3 separate regions of the Homo sapiens genome follow, and regions 1 and 3 are each linked to region 2. A link is a contact called in ENCODE Hi-C or POLR2A ChIA-PET data. All regions are on one chromosome and are shown on one strand. Each heading gives the region's core, a stretch centred on a gene start or an enhancer-like site at or near the end of the contact. The rest is flanking DNA. Distances are from core to core; before and after follow the strand shown. Region 1 has its middle 10 kb from the start of ZBTB7A. Region 2 holds the start of HMG20B (high mobility group 20B). Region 3 holds the start of DAPK3 (death associated protein kinase 3).

Region 1 (4,855 bases), core at 175-2,674, 510 kb before region 2:
TGAACTCCTGACCTCAAGTGATCTGCCCCTCTTCGCCTCCTAAGGTGCTGCAATTATAGGTGTGAGCCATCCAGCCCAGCCAAGTGACTATACTAAAAACCACTGAGGCTGGGTGAGGTGACTCATGCCTGTAATCCCAGCACTTTGGGAGGCCGAGGCGGGCAGACTGCCTGAACGCAGGAGTTCAAGACCAGCCTGGGCAACATGGTGAAACACTGTCTCTACTAAAATGCAAAAATTAGCCGGGCATGGTGGTGGGCGCCTGTAGTCCCAGCTACTCTGGAGGCTGAGACACGAGAATCAGTTGAACCTGGGAGGTGGAGGCTGCAGTGAGCCGAGACTGCTCTGCTGTACTCCAGAGTGAGACTGTGTCTCCAAAAAAAGAAAAAAGAAAAACAAAAAACCACTGAACTCTATACTCTAAATGGGTGAATTGCATGGCATGTGAATTATATCTCAATAAAGCTGTTAAAAAAAAAAAAAAAGAAAACTACCGCCCTCTCACATTTTGACACAGACTAACCGCCTATCTCTACCGAGATATGTTATTGATATTGACATGCAAATGGTCACTCCCCTATCCTGTCTGACCAGCACCAAGCACCTGCCCCACCTTGACTGGGCCCTGTGGGGGTGCTGGGGACAGGGAGGTCAGTGGGTCCCAGTCCCTGCTCTTGAGTGAGTGGCTCAAGCCCCAGGCCCCCACCAAGCAGGAAGGACCTGAGGGTGGGGTGGGGATGGAGGTGGGGTGGGACAAGGCCATGCCCAACTGAATTTCCAGCCTGGATCTGCTAGCGGACAGAGCTCCAGCCTCCGCTGGGGGTTCTGGGGGACAGTGGCTCATCCCGGGCTCGGGACTCGGGCAGCCCGGAGCCTCCTTCCCGGTGGTTTCTGGGCCAAGGGTCTCTCCCTGGCCAAAGGAGCGGCCGACATCCTGTTCTGCCTGGGAGTTGGCCCCGCCCCCTCCCACGGGGACATTATGGGATGGTCCGCGGTGCTGGAGGAATCTTTGAACTTCCCAGCGCCGGGTGGGGTGTACGTGATTCTTAGCCCCACTTTTGGGTAACTGAGGGGTTCAGGAAAGGAGGCTCAGGGATAGTGGGAAGTTGCTTCTCCCACCCAAGGTCACACAGGGAGAACTTGACCTTGACCCCATGACCTTGACTTCCAGGACCCCCCCCCCCCCCCCCGCCCCGGCCAGGCCAGAAGAAGGTCAGGAAGGTCAGGAAAAGGAGCGGCAGGTGGTGGACCCCTCCCCGGCCCCCGACTTAACAAGGCCACCCTCCCCGGCTCTGTCCATCTCTCTGTCCCTCTTCTCCTCTCTCTGTCCCCAGCCCTGAAAGTGAAACCGGTGATACCAAAGTGAAACGGAAGCTCCGGCCCCCGCAGCCCAAGCCCGGCAGGCAGAGACGGAGAGAAGGAGAGGGGAACAGGGGCCAGCCCACGTGGCAGGTGGGCTGCAGGGAGGGAGGACTCCGCTCTTTAAATTGCGGTGGTTCTTAAAAAAAGAACAAACCCAGGAGGTCTGGCTGGACCAGAACCGCAGCCATGATCTCCCCTCCCACAGCCCCGCCCCCACCCCTGAAGTCTGGAGTCTTCAGCTCCACACTGGGGGTGCCATGTTGAGGATTCTGCACAACTGGGGGCTGGGGGAGAGGACAGACTGGCCTTGTCCATTGTTGGGAGGTCCCGTGGGGTGAGGGTGACCCTTGGGGTCCATCTCCAGGGTCCAGGAATCACCCCAAAGTGGGTAAAGCCTGGGGCCAGGGTCCCCCCCTTATCCCAGAGTAGAGACTGTCTGCTTTGGACAAGGGGGTGCCCAGGGGTGGTGGTGGAGGGCAGTGGATGGCTGAAGTCCTGCCTTGTCCAGGGGTCACTGGCCAGTGGCTTTTCTTCTCTGCAGAGCACAGAGAGGAGAGAAGTGTGTGGGTGCCTTCTACAGCGAGCAAGACTGAAGTTAGACCCAGGCTAGAATTTCAGCCCCTCGGTGTGGTGGACACTATGGGACCTGATCAACCTCTGGGGTGGGTCCGTCCTGGGCACTGCAGGGTGCTGAGCTGTGTCCCTGGCCTCCACCCACCCCCTCCCCAATCACAACACCTAAAAATGTCTCCAGATATCACCCAGTATCGCCTGGAAGGAGGCAGAGTCACTCCAGATGAGACCTCCTGAGCTAAAGGGTACTGGGCCACAGAGAGAGGTAGAGACTGGGCCCTGAGCCATGACCCAAAAGGCAGCAGGCCCTGGGCTTTGGAGCTCTGTGGCCAGGTCCTGAGAGGTGCCTGGGAGGCAGCCATCCAGTCTGGAAGAGAGGGGGTGGGGCAAGAGGCTGCCTCTCAGTTGCAGAGAGGGAACTGGGCTTGGTAAAAACGGGGCAGAAGGGACCCATTGCAGATGGGAATTCTGAGTGGTGTGGTGGACACGGATCCAGTCCCAGCATAGCTACCAAGGCTTCTGTCTTCTGGAACAAATAGAAGTCACCTCTTAGCAGCTGCCCAGGTGAAAATACCCAGGCACCATCTCCCCAACCGCTATGAATTCAGAAGCCATGGAGAAATCAGCAGCTCAGAAAGTATTTCTCCCAGGCCGGGCACGGTGGCTCACGCCTGTGATCTCAGCACTTTGGGAGGCCGAAGCGGGTGGATCACCTGAGCTCAGGAGTTCGAAACCAGTATGGTCAACACGGTAAGACCACATCTGTAGTAAAAATACAAAAGTTAGCCAGGTGTGGTGGCACACACCTGTAATGCCAGTTACTCAGGAGGCTGAGGCAGGAGAATCACCTGAACCCGGGAGGTGGAGGTTGCAGTGAGCCGAGATCACACCACTGCACTCCAGCCTGGGTGACAGAATGAGACTCAGTCTCAAAAAATAAAATAATAAATAAATAAATAAATTGAGATATAATTCACATACCAGAATATGTACCTTTTATTATTTATTTATTTATTTATTTATTTATTATTTTTTTGAAACAGAGTTTTGCTCTTGTTGCCCAGGCTGGAGTGCAATGGCACGATCTTGGCTCACTCCAACCTCTGCCTCCCAGGTTCAAGTGATTCTCCTGCCTCAGCCTCCCAAGTAGCTGGGATTACAGGCACCCACCACCATGCCTGGCTGATTTTTGTATTTTTAGTGGAGATGGGGTGTCGTCATGTTGGTCAGGCTGGTCTTGAACTCCTGACGTCAGGTGATCTGGCTGCCTCGACTTCCCAAAGTGCTGGGATTCCAGGCATGAGCCACCATGCCCGGCTAATTTTGTATTTTTAGTGGAGATGGGTGTCGTCATGTTGGCCAGGCTGGTCTTGAACTTCTGACCTCAGGTGATCCAGCCGCCTCGGCTTCCCAAAGTGCTGGGGTTCCAGGCATGAGTTTGTCCTTTTTTTTTTTTTTTTTTTTTGAGACAGAGTCTCACTCTGTTGCCCAGGCTGGAGTGCAGTGGCGCAATCTCGGCTCACTGCAACCTCCGCCTCCCAGGTTCAAGCCATTCTCCTGCCTCAGCCTCCTGAGTAGCTGGGATTACAGGCCCACGTCACCACACCCGGCTAATTTTTTTTTTGTATTTTTAGTAGAGATGGGGTTTCATGATGTTGGTCAGGCTGATCTCGAACTCCTGACCTCATGATCCGCCCGCCTCAGCCTCCCAAAGTGCTGGGATTACAGGCGTGAGCCACCGCGCCCAGCCTTGAGCCTGCCCTTTTTAAAGGGTGCGATTCAGTCATTCTCAATACATTCACAGACTTGTGCAACTATCACCACTATCTAGTTGCAGAACCTATCACCCCAGAAAGGAAGCCCCATCCCCATCGGCAGTCACTACCCATGCCCCTCCCGACCCCGGCACCCACGCATCCCCTTCCTGCCTCTGTGGCTTGGCCTGTCCTGGACATTTCATAGAAATGGGATCACACGCTGTGTGGCTTTTTGTGTCTGACTTCCCTCACTGAGTGTGAGGTCCTCAGGGTTCATCCACGCGGTGGCCTGAGTCAGAGCCTCCTTCCTTTTCATGGCTGAATTCAGAACACTTTAAATAAAGTCCACAGCCTGCACCACGGCCACAAGTCCCCACTGGGTGCCCTCTGGCTCCCAACTGCAGCCACTCTGGGCACCTTGGCTGTTCCTCTCACCTAGGAAACATACGGAGGTCTTCAGCTAATTCTATCTTCATTAAGATGTCTGCTCATGGCCGGGCGCAGTGGCTCACCCCTGTAATCCTAGCACTTTGGGAGGCCAACATGGGTGGATCACATGAGGTCAGGAGTTCGAGACCAGCCTGACCAACATGGTGAAACCCTGTCTCTACTAAAAATACAAAGAGTAGCCAGGCGTGGTGGCAGGAGCCTGCAATCCCAGCTACTCGGGAGGCTGAGGCAAGAGAATCTCTTGAACCCAGGAGGCGGAGGTTGGAGTGAGCTGAGATCGTGCCACTGCCCTCCAGCCTGGTGACAGAGCAAGACTCTGTCTCCAAAATAAAAGAAAGAAAGAAAGAAAGAAAGAAAGAAAGAAAGAAAGAAAGAAAGAAAGAAAGAAAGAAAGAAAGAAAGAAAGGAGAGAAAAGATCTCTGCTCAAACATCACTTCCTTTGAAGAAATCATCTTCATGATCTTTTTTTTTTTTTTTGGTAGAGACAGGGTCTCACTATGTTGCCCAGGCTGATCTTGACCTCCTGGGCTCAAGCGATCCTTTAGCTTTGGCCTCCCAAGATGCTGGGATTACAGACGTGAGCCACCGTGTAGGCCCTTCAGGACTATTTAAAAAATGAAATAGCCTCTAGGCACAAGTCGGTTTTGTCTGATTCTGTGGGATCTCTGTGTCTTTTGCTATCTTTGAGTTATTTCACAACCCCGTAAGTTGT
Region 2 (4,505 bases), core at 1-2,500:
CCAGGGGTGAGGGGATCTGAGGAACTATGGGCCGAGGTTTGAGTACAGGGTTGGCGTTGACTTCGGTTGTGGGCGTGGCCTCTGCTTGGTGGGCGTGGTTTTCTGCTGGAGAACGGGCCCACAGGACCAAGGGGAGGGTGCCGCCCCCAAGGAGTGGAAGTGGGCGGGACCTTAGAGTGGGCAGAGCTGGCATTGTGCGGTGGGCGGGGCCTGGACTTAGAGTGGCAGAGGACCTGTCAGGGGCGTGGCAGCTGGCACGGGGCGGGGTCTCAGCTTCCAGAGGAAAATGGGCTGTGGGCGGAGCCACAAGCAATTCAAATCCAGCCTGGGGCGGGGCTTCGAGGCTGGGGCGGGAGCCCGGGGCCTCCCCCAGCTCAGCGCAGGGACTCTCACCTCCTCCTCGTGGGACCCCTTCTCGCCCGCGCGTGGACCCTCGCCGCGCTCTTGCTTGACAGTCACCACGAAGCCCCCATGCTGGCCCGGAGCCTTGCCGCCCGCCGGCCTGGAGCCAAGGATACCGCGGTCAGCCCCGTCCCAAGAATCTCCCCTCCCCCAAAAGCCCACCCCAGGGCGTTTTGACCCCCGACGGCGGGGCTGCAGCGAGAGTGCATGAGCCCGAGGAGGCAGGGTCTGATGGGGTCAGTATCCGGGGAAGGTGGGACAAGCGGGGCTCCTGGGAGGGACTGGAGGCCGAGGTGGGGGGTGCAGAATTGGGTGGAGGGAGAAGCCCCCTGACCCAGGTGGGGGAGTCAAGACTCCGGCGGGAGGGACTGGGTCAGGGGTTCAGGAGCTAGGGCTGCAGCCGGGAAAGTAGCGAGGGCGTGGGGAGGGGATCAGTGCACTCACGCGGCGGCCGCGCCGGGCTGCTTGGGGCCGTGGGACATGGCCGCTCCGGGCCGGACCTGGAACACGGACGCGGGCGGAGGTGAGTAGCGCCCGGGCTGCCCGATGGCAGACCGCGAACTGGGGTACCCCGCGATGGAGAGCCCCGGGATGCCGGGCCCGGAGCGCTGGGGGGGCCGGATCCAGGGGCAGGGAAGTCCTCGAGGGCGGGCGCCCCAAGAATCCTTTGTTGGGCGATTGCCCCCCCCGGGAGGCCTGGGCCGGTTTCCCCCGGGCCAGGAAAGACCCCGGCCCGGCCCTGGGACCCCTGCACCCCCGCCCCCTCTCAGGGCCCGGAGTTCCGCGGCTGTTTTCACCTCCAAAGAAACTTTCCCGGACCTCCCGACTGCGCGACGCTCCAACCAACCGCCCGCAGCCCGCCCCCGTCGGCCGCCCCGCCCCTCCCCGCCCCCGGCATGCTAATGAAGGCCTCGGCGAACGGTCCCATTGGGTGAGACCTTCCCCCCGGGCGAGCCCATGCAGATACCGATCGGCGCGCCGGCCGGCGATTGGTTGGGGAGGTTGCTGAGTCGCGTGGGAGGTTGGTAAGGAAGGCTGCGGGCGGTGCGTCAAGTTCGGCTGCGCTCGGCCGCGCTCGGGACCAATCGGGAGCGAGTGGCGGACTTGCCGGGCGGAGCCTCTTAAAGGGCCAGTAGGAGAGGCGCGGACTCCTCCTCCCTCTCTGAAGGCAAGACTCCCAGCCGCTGCCGGATGGGGCGACCGGCGGATCCGGGTCGGGCCCCGCCCCGGTTGCCATGGGGACGGAGGTGGGTTGCTAGGGTTAAGGTCCTGCGAGGCAGTCCCCAGCCCTAGGCAAGGTGGGACCTGTTCTTAACATCCTGCAAAACCTAGCGGAGAAGTTTCCTATGTATTTACTCAGTTTAGAGCCCCCGACGTCCGGATCCGAGGGCTTCTGGCCATAGGGGCTGCTCTCCCTCTGGGGTCTCGGCTTTCCCCCCTGTGCAACGGGGACATCACACGATATCCAGGACAGAGAGACTGGGATGCTGGGAAGCTGAGAACTGGGTGTGGGTCAGGCAGGGGGTGGGGTTGGGAGCTGGGCTGGAAGTGTTTGGGGAAAGATGGTGGTGAAGGGAGATGGCAAGGACTTCGTGAGGATGGGTCAGGAGGCTCCGCTCTGGTGGATCAGGGACCTCCCAGCAGCAGTCTAGGCTTCTGGCCCAAGTTGGGGCTGCTCACCTCCTCTTTTGTTTTTGAGACGGAGTCTCACCCTGTCGTCCAGGGTGGAGTGCAGTGGCTGGATCTCGGCTCACTGCAACCTCTGCCTCCCGGGTTCAAGCAATTCTCTGCCTCACCCTCCCGAGTAGCTGGGATTACACGCGCCTGCCACCACGCCCGGCTAATTTTTGTATTTTTAGTAGAGACAGGGTTTCACCATCTTGGCCAGGCTGGTCTTGAACTCCTGACCTCGTGATCCACCCGCCTCGGCCTCCCAAAGTGGTGGGATTACAGACGTGAGCCCCCACGCCCGGCCCACTTCCTCTTCCTCAAGTCCGCTTAAATGTCACTTGCTCAGCCAGGCCTTCTCTGATTTTTTTTTTGCCTCCATAAGTCGGCTTCTCCCTGTGGCCTGCCTGTTTGGTTCACAGCATTGCCCATGGTGGATGCTCAATACACATTCATTGAATCCTTCAGATGTCTAGGAGGCAGATGCAGCTGCTTTGGAAAACAGACTGGCATTTCCTCAAAGGGTTAAATAAATGTGGAATCACCATGCAATTCAGCAGTTCACTCCTAGGAATATACTCCAGACAACTGAAAACAGGTGTTCAAACAAAAGCGTGTACACAAGCGTCGGTAGCAGCGTGATTCATAATAGCCAAAAAGTGAAAACAACTCAAACGTCTGCTAATGATGCATGGATCGATGACGGGATATATCCTTACAACAGAATATTATCCGCCATGGGCCGGGCGCAGTGGCTCACGCCTGTAATCCCAGCACTTTGGGAGGCAGGCGGATCACTTGAGGTCAGGAGTTCGAGACCAGCCTGGCCAACATGGTGAAACTCCAGTTCTATTAAAAATACAAAAACTAGCCAGGCGTGGTGGTGCACGCCTGTAATCCCAGCTACATGGGAGGCTGAGGCAGGAGGATCCCATGAACTGGGAGGCAGAGGTTGCAGTGAGCCAAGATTGTGCCACTGCACTCCAGCCTGGGCAACAGAGCAAGACTACGTCTCAAAAAAAAAAAAAAAGAATATTATCAGCCATAAAAAAAAGGAGCGAGTCTCTGACACAAGTCACAGCATGGATGTACCTAGAAGACATCACACTCAGTGAGAGACGCCAGACACAAAGGTCACACAGTGTGTGATCAGAATGTTCAGGAAAGGCCCATCCACAGAGACAGGAGGGGGACGTGTGGGTGCCAGTGGGTGGGGAATGACCACTGAGAGGGATGCGGTTTTCATTTGGGTGATGAAAGTATTTTACAATTTGATTTCAGTGATGGCTGCGTGACTCTGGAAATATATTACAAACCATGGAATTGTATGCTCTAAATGGGTGCATTATATGTGAGTTAAGTCTCAATAAGCCCATTGTCCTAAGATGCAGCCCGGGGCTGAGGAAGAGGAGCTGGCCCTGGAATCTGGACGGTTCCACACGCCAGACCTGGCTCTGTTGCTTAATCAGCTCTCTGACCTCCCAGGCCTCCCCTGTGTCTCTCTGCTCACTTAAAAATAGTCTAGGTGAGGCTGGGTGTGGAGCCACCCCTCCCGGCCATAGTCAATAACAATTTAATTGAACATTTATTTTATTTTGTTTATTTATTTTATTTTATTTTATTTTATTTTTTTGAGATGGAGTCTTGCTCTGCCGCCCAGGCTGGAGTGCAGTGGCACCATCTCGGCTCACTGCAACCTCTGCTTCCCGGGTTCAAACGATTCTCCTGCCTCAGCCTCCCAAGTAGCTAGGATTACAGACATCCGCCACCACGCTCGGCTAATTTTTTTTTTTTTTTTTTTTTTAGTAGAGACAGGGTTTCACCATGTTGGCTAGGCTGGTCTTGAACTCCTGACCTCAGGTGGCCGCCCGTCTCGGCCTCCCAAGGTGCTAGATTGCAGGGGTGGGCCACTGCGCCCGGCCTTTTTGTTTGTTTTTTGTCATTTATTACTATGATTTATTTGCCAGTTTTTATAGCATGAAGCCAGGAACAGTATACCAATTTATAATCCTAGAGGTGGAAGCTCTCCATTAAGGATGACTTGCCTTATAATTCTTTGGTTTTCTAATTAATTTTTATTATGCAAATCATGTTCACATCCATTTCACTTGTACAGAATTAAGGAAGTGCAGCTCAGACCTCTTTAATTTCATTACATTTCCTATCGTCAGCTTATTGCTTTTTTTTTTTTTTTTTTTTTTTTTTTGAGACAGAGTCTCGCTCTGTCGTCCAGGCTAGTGTGCAGTGGCGCGATCTCGGCTCACTGCAAGCTTCACCTCCCGGGTTTACACCATTCTCCTGCCTCAGCCTCCCAAGTAGCTGGGACTACAGGTACACGCTGCCACGCCCGGCTAATTTTTTTGTATTTTTTAGTAGAGATGGGGTTTCACCGTGTTAGCCAGGATGGTCTCGATCTCCTGACATTGTGATCCACC
Region 3 (4,596 bases), core at 306-2,805, 400 kb before region 2:
CTGGCCAACCCATTGTACGTTGAAAATGTAAATAAAAAATATAAAGGCCGGCTTGTGGCTCACGTCTGTAATCGCAGCACTTTGAGAGGCCGAGGCCGGCGGATCACAGATATTGAGACCATCCTGGCCAACATGGTGAAACCCTGCGTCTACTAAAAATACAAAAATCAGCTGGGAGTGGTGGCGTGCACCTGTAGTCCCAGCTACTCGGGAGGCTGAGGCAGGAGAATCGCTTGAACCCAGGAGGCAGAGATTGCAGTGAGCCCAGATCTCACCACTGCGTTCCAGCCTGGACGATAGAAGGAGACTGTCTCAAAAAAAAAAAAAAAAAAAAAAAAAGGCTGGGCAAGGTGGCTCATGCCTGTAATTCCTGCACTTTGGGAGGCCGAGGCGGGCGGATCAGGAGGTCAGGAGATCGAGACCATCCTGGCTAACACGGTGAAACCCTGTCTCTACTAATAAATACAAAAAATTAGCTGGGCGTGGTGACGGGCGCCTGTAGTCCCAGCTATTCGGGAGGCTGAGGCAGGAGAATGGCGTGAACCTGGGAGGTGGAGCTTGCAGTGAGCCGAGATTGTGCCAGTGTACTCCAGCCTGGGTGACAGAGCGAGACTCCGTCTCAAAATAATAATAAAAAATGAATTTAGGCCGGGCGCAATGGCTCACGCCTGTAATCTCAGCACTTTGGAAAGCTGAGGTGCCGGATCACCTGAGCTTAGGAGTTCGAGACCAGCCTGGGCAACATGGTGAAACCCCGTCTCTACTAAAAATACAAAAATTAGCCGGGCGTGGTGATGGGCACCTGTAATCCCAGCTACTTGGGAGGCTGAGGCACGAGAATCGTTTGAACCCGGGAGGTGGAGGTTGCAGTGAGCTGGATACCGCCGCTGCACTCCTGCCTGGGTGACAGAGTGAGACCCTGTCTCAAAAAATAAAATTAAAAAAAAAACAAACCTGATACCTCCCAGTGTTGTCAGTTGGCACATACTATGTCTCAATAAAATGCTTGCTGTTACCCTCTATTTTGAGACGAAGAGGGACCCTGTGTATGACAACCCCAGATTGACCTCATTTGCATTTTAAGTATTTAGAATGTGGGTAACAGTTTTCAGTGGAGGAAACTGCCACATAGGGACTAAAGCAGTCCCAGGGTCCACTCCAGGAGCTGCCAGGCGCGCTCGGCCACAGGTGAGCCATCCATTCGCCCAACCGGTGCTCCAGGAAGGCAGGAAGCGGGATGCAGGGCTTCAGCCTCACTTCTCGCAGCTTCAGCACCTGGGTCAGAGGAGAGGCGGGCGGGGCGATGAAGGGACCGGAAGTCGGCCTTTTTTCCGTCCGCTTGACCAGCGTCGACTGCAGCCAATGAAATCAGGGATGGCGAGTGTTCAGCCAGTGGTGAGGCTGCATCCGGGTGTGGGTGCCGAAAAGGCAGCTGGGGGCGGGACGTCGAGGTGCGGCACGAGCGGCGGGCGCACCGGCCAATAGGCGGCGGGGTTCGTTTCCCGGGGGTGGGCACTGGCGGGTGCGGTGACGTCGGCGCAGGCGCGTCGCGGCGGCAGGGGCGCGGGGCTTCTGGAGGCGGCGGCGGTGGCCAGCGCGGCGGCGCCGGCCGTATTCTCCGGGCTGCGGAGGGTAAAGAGCGGGCTCGGGCCGAGGCTGGAGGGCTGGGTGGGGCCAGAGCGGCGCTTCGGGGGCCCGCGGAGGACGAGGGAGGGAGAGAATCTGAGGAGCTGGTAGGTTTGGGGACCCATCTGGGTGACCGGGCCGGGGAAAGGGCTCGGCCGGGCGTGCGAGGGGCGTAGCGGCCCCAGGGATGCTGGAGCGGAGCCTTAGGGATGGGCAAGGCCTTGGGGGCGGGGGGAGGTTCTGCAAAGGGAGCCACTGGGGTCTGCCTAGGGGCTTGTGCGGAGATTGCGGGCGAGAAGGGGCAGAGGACGGTGGAGGAGACTCAGATGGGGCCCTTTTTGGCGGCCCGTTTTGGGGGGTAGGGGAGACGGCGGTTGGGGGACTTTGATACATGGAGCGTGGAGGAAGAGGTTAATCTTGCGAGGACAGTGGAGGTCAGCGGGGGAGGGAGGCAAAGTGGGCTTTCAGGAGCGTGGAAGGCGTCGTCCGGTTCTTGGAAAATTCAGAATTGGAGGGAGTCAGAGATGGTTGGGGGTGGGCGGGGGTGTTCCATCGATGAGGGTCTTAAGAGACCTGCCGAGGGCAAGGACCAGGAGGGGTTAAGGTAGTAACTTGGGAATTTTGATCGGAATGGCAGCACTTTGGGAGGCCTGGGACGATCGCTTGAGCCTTGGAGTTCCAGGCTGCAGTGAGCCATGATTGCACCACTGCACTCCAGCCAGGGCGACAGAGCGAGACTCCTTCTCAAAAAACAACAACACCAACAACAAAAGAAGTAGACTTGAGAACTTCGTTAAGACATTGGCCAGGGAGTAAGGTAGCCCTGGGATTTGAGGTTGAGGAGAACGTGCAGGAATGGTGGGGGATTTTGGCTGAGCAGGTTGAGAGAAGTCTAGGAGTGAGAGGCAAAAAAAGACGCAGGCAGCGTCGGGGAAATCAGAATTATGTGTCTGGAGAGAGTTTTGCGGGGTGAAGGTGGCCCAGTGGGGCTGTTACCAAACTTTTGAGTGGTTATGGGGCTCTAAGAGGTGACATGACAGGACCCAGCCCAGTAAACACAGCACCTCTTTTTGTCGAGTTTGGAGCTTCAGAGTGGAGAGGTGGGAGGCTTGTGTTTGCTGGACAGGTCTGTCCATTAATCTAGGAGAAAAGGGTGGTGTCTCAGTTCCTCACTTCTGTCTTTCCCTGTCTTCTCCAGGGTTGCCATTAGGGGACTCCTGAGGTCCTATCTCCAGGCTGCGGTGACTGCACTTTCCCTGGAGTGGAAGCTGCTGGAAGGCGGACCGGCCGCCATGTCCACGTTCAGGCAGGAGGACGTGGAGGACCATTATGAGATGGGGGAGGAGCTGGGCAGGTGAGCTGTCTGCCCGCACGGCTGGGCTCCAGGGATAGGAGAGAGGCGCTGTGGGGTTTTCTGAACAGCAGCTCTCCTTTCCTGTTCTTTATCCTGTATGCTGAGAAGGAATGAGTCAGTATCATGCGGTGGGGGAACGAATTTGGGCCGTGGAGTCAGACAGCCCCGGCTGTGAATTCCTGCTTGGGAATCCTCTGTGTGTTTCCTGTGGGGAGAAAAGTAATTGAGCCGTTACAGCAGCCAAGACCGTGCCTGGCATGGGGCACCAGAGCAACAGATGCCAGCTGCTTTTGTTATTAAAAGATGTGTCTTCTGCCTGGGCAACATAGCAAGACTCCATCCCTACAAAAAATAAAAATGAAAAAAAATTAACCAGGTGTGGTAGCTCATGCCTGTAGTCCCAGCTACTAGGGAAGCTGAGACGGGAGGATGGCTTGAGCCCAGGAGTTGGAGGAGGCTGCAGTGAGCTATGATCGTGCCACTGCACTGTAGCCTGGGCAACAGAGTGAAACCCCATTTATTTAAAAAAAAAAAAATCTCCCTGTGTTAATCCTCTTTTGTGGGAGGCACTTTAGTTTTTTTGCCCAGCTCTTGGATGTTTAAAGTGGGGGGAGGGAGGGGCGTGTCTCCCAGCTGGGCCCAAACCTCGGTCAATTGTTTAACATGCTTGTGGGAAAAAGCAGAGGTTTCCTCTTCCAGGGAGGCAGCTGATTTCCTGCCTGTCTGGGCCTTGGAGGGTCCCCCTGGGGCCCCACCCCCTCCAGACTAGCCAGGCACCACTAGGCCCTGCCTCCTTTTGTAGAGCCTCCAGCCTTATTTGGTGAGTTTGCTACTGGCCAGCCTCCCTGGAGCCTCCCCATGATGTCACCAGAAGGGAATGTAAATAAGTGAGCTCTGTGTCAGGCTAGGGAGAGTGCTGCAGGCTCTTTTGGGATCCTGAGGTCCCTCCTTCAGGAATTTCCTCGTTAGTGGCAGAGAAAGCATGCTCCCTCCTCCCCCTTCTCATGCTTCAGTGTTGACCCCTCCTGCTAGGGGTCGTTTGGCAAAAGTCAGCAAAATTCAGCCAAATTTCTTTTAACTCGCCGATTTCACCTCTAGGAATTAATTCATTGGAAAACTGTACATACATGGATGGAATGACTTAAGACTGGGGTAGTTGCTAGAACGTTTACCAGAATAACAGCCTTTTTTTTTTTTCCTTGACACTATCTCATTCTGTCGCCCAGGCTGGAGTGCAGTGATGCGATCTCGACTCATTGCAGCCTCGGCCTCCAGCCTAGCCTCCCGAGTAGCTGGGATTACAGGAGCCCGCCACCACCCCTGGCTAATTTTTGTATTTTTAGTAGAGACAGGATTTCACCATGTTGGCCAGGCTGGTCTCGAACTACTGACCTCAGGTGATTCACCTGCCTCGGCCTCCCAAAGTGCTGGGATCACAGGCGTGAGCCACCGCACCCCGCTGGGAACAGCAGCCTCTTAAATGGCCTTCCCCAAACCACTGCATCAGGGCTGGAATAGGATGCAGCTTGTAAAAAGAACCAGGCAGGGCCAGGTGCGGCGGCTTCCGCCTGTAATTCTAGCGCTTTGGGAGGCCAAGGCGGGAGGATCGCTTGAGC

Evidence for each region. A loop is a pair of places that touch in the nucleus more often than their neighbours do. ChIA-PET counts read pairs that join two places held with the same protein, here RNA polymerase II (POLR2A). Pooled maps may share reads with other maps.
Region 1: a loop to region 2 is called in a pooled map, with 5 times the contacts of the local background. The contact joins the enhancer-like site here to the promoter of HMG20B in region 2. A Hi-C loop is called at or near these places in 1 of 168 maps with a recorded cell type or tissue (CD4-positive, alpha-beta memory T cell), 5 of 37 single-sample maps with no recorded cell type and 13 of 50 pooled maps.
Region 3: a loop to region 2 is called in a map with no recorded cell type, with 8 times the contacts of the local background. The contact joins the promoter of DAPK3 here to the promoter of HMG20B in region 2. A Hi-C loop is called at or near these places in 2 of 168 maps with a recorded cell type or tissue (both CD8-positive, alpha-beta T cell), 6 of 37 single-sample maps with no recorded cell type and 9 of 50 pooled maps. POLR2A ChIA-PET finds 5 or more read pairs at or near these places in 3 of 52 experiments (Caco-2, WTC11 and activated CD8-positive, alpha-beta memory T cell).

What each region holds. Positions count from the first base shown.
Region 1 is chr19:4,074,605-4,079,459 of GRCh38, reverse strand. No RefSeq gene overlaps it. Among named protein-coding and RNA genes, the nearest start is that of ZBTB7A, 10 kb to the right of the region's middle. RefSeq lists an enhancer at 1,651-1,830. Within about 2 kb of position 1,424, at least 30 of the 41 ENCODE cell types and tissues checked have a DNase peak (open chromatin) inside an H3K27ac peak, as active enhancers do.
Region 2 is chr19:3,569,689-3,574,193 of GRCh38, reverse strand. It overlaps HMG20B (high mobility group 20B), which reads right to left and starts at 1,250. Exons shown (of 10, transcript NM_006339.3): 1 at 1,200-1,250; 2 at 847-902; 3 at 394-502. The coding sequence starts at 884. It overlaps LOC124904618 (a long non-coding RNA gene), which reads left to right and starts at 377. Exons shown (of 2, transcript XR_007067101.1): 1 at 377-1,649; 2 at 2,539-3,407. RefSeq lists silencers at 984-1,073, 1,094-1,143, 1,164-1,303 and enhancers at 1,484-1,573, 1,468-2,035, 2,036-2,604.
Region 3 is chr19:3,968,058-3,972,653 of GRCh38, reverse strand. DAPK3 (death associated protein kinase 3) reads left to right here and starts at 1,555. Exons shown (of 9, transcript NM_001348.3): 1 at 1,555-1,733; 2 at 2,825-2,980. The coding sequence starts at 2,919. RefSeq lists silencers at 1,571-1,700, 2,689-2,983 and enhancers at 1,872-2,503, 2,504-3,133.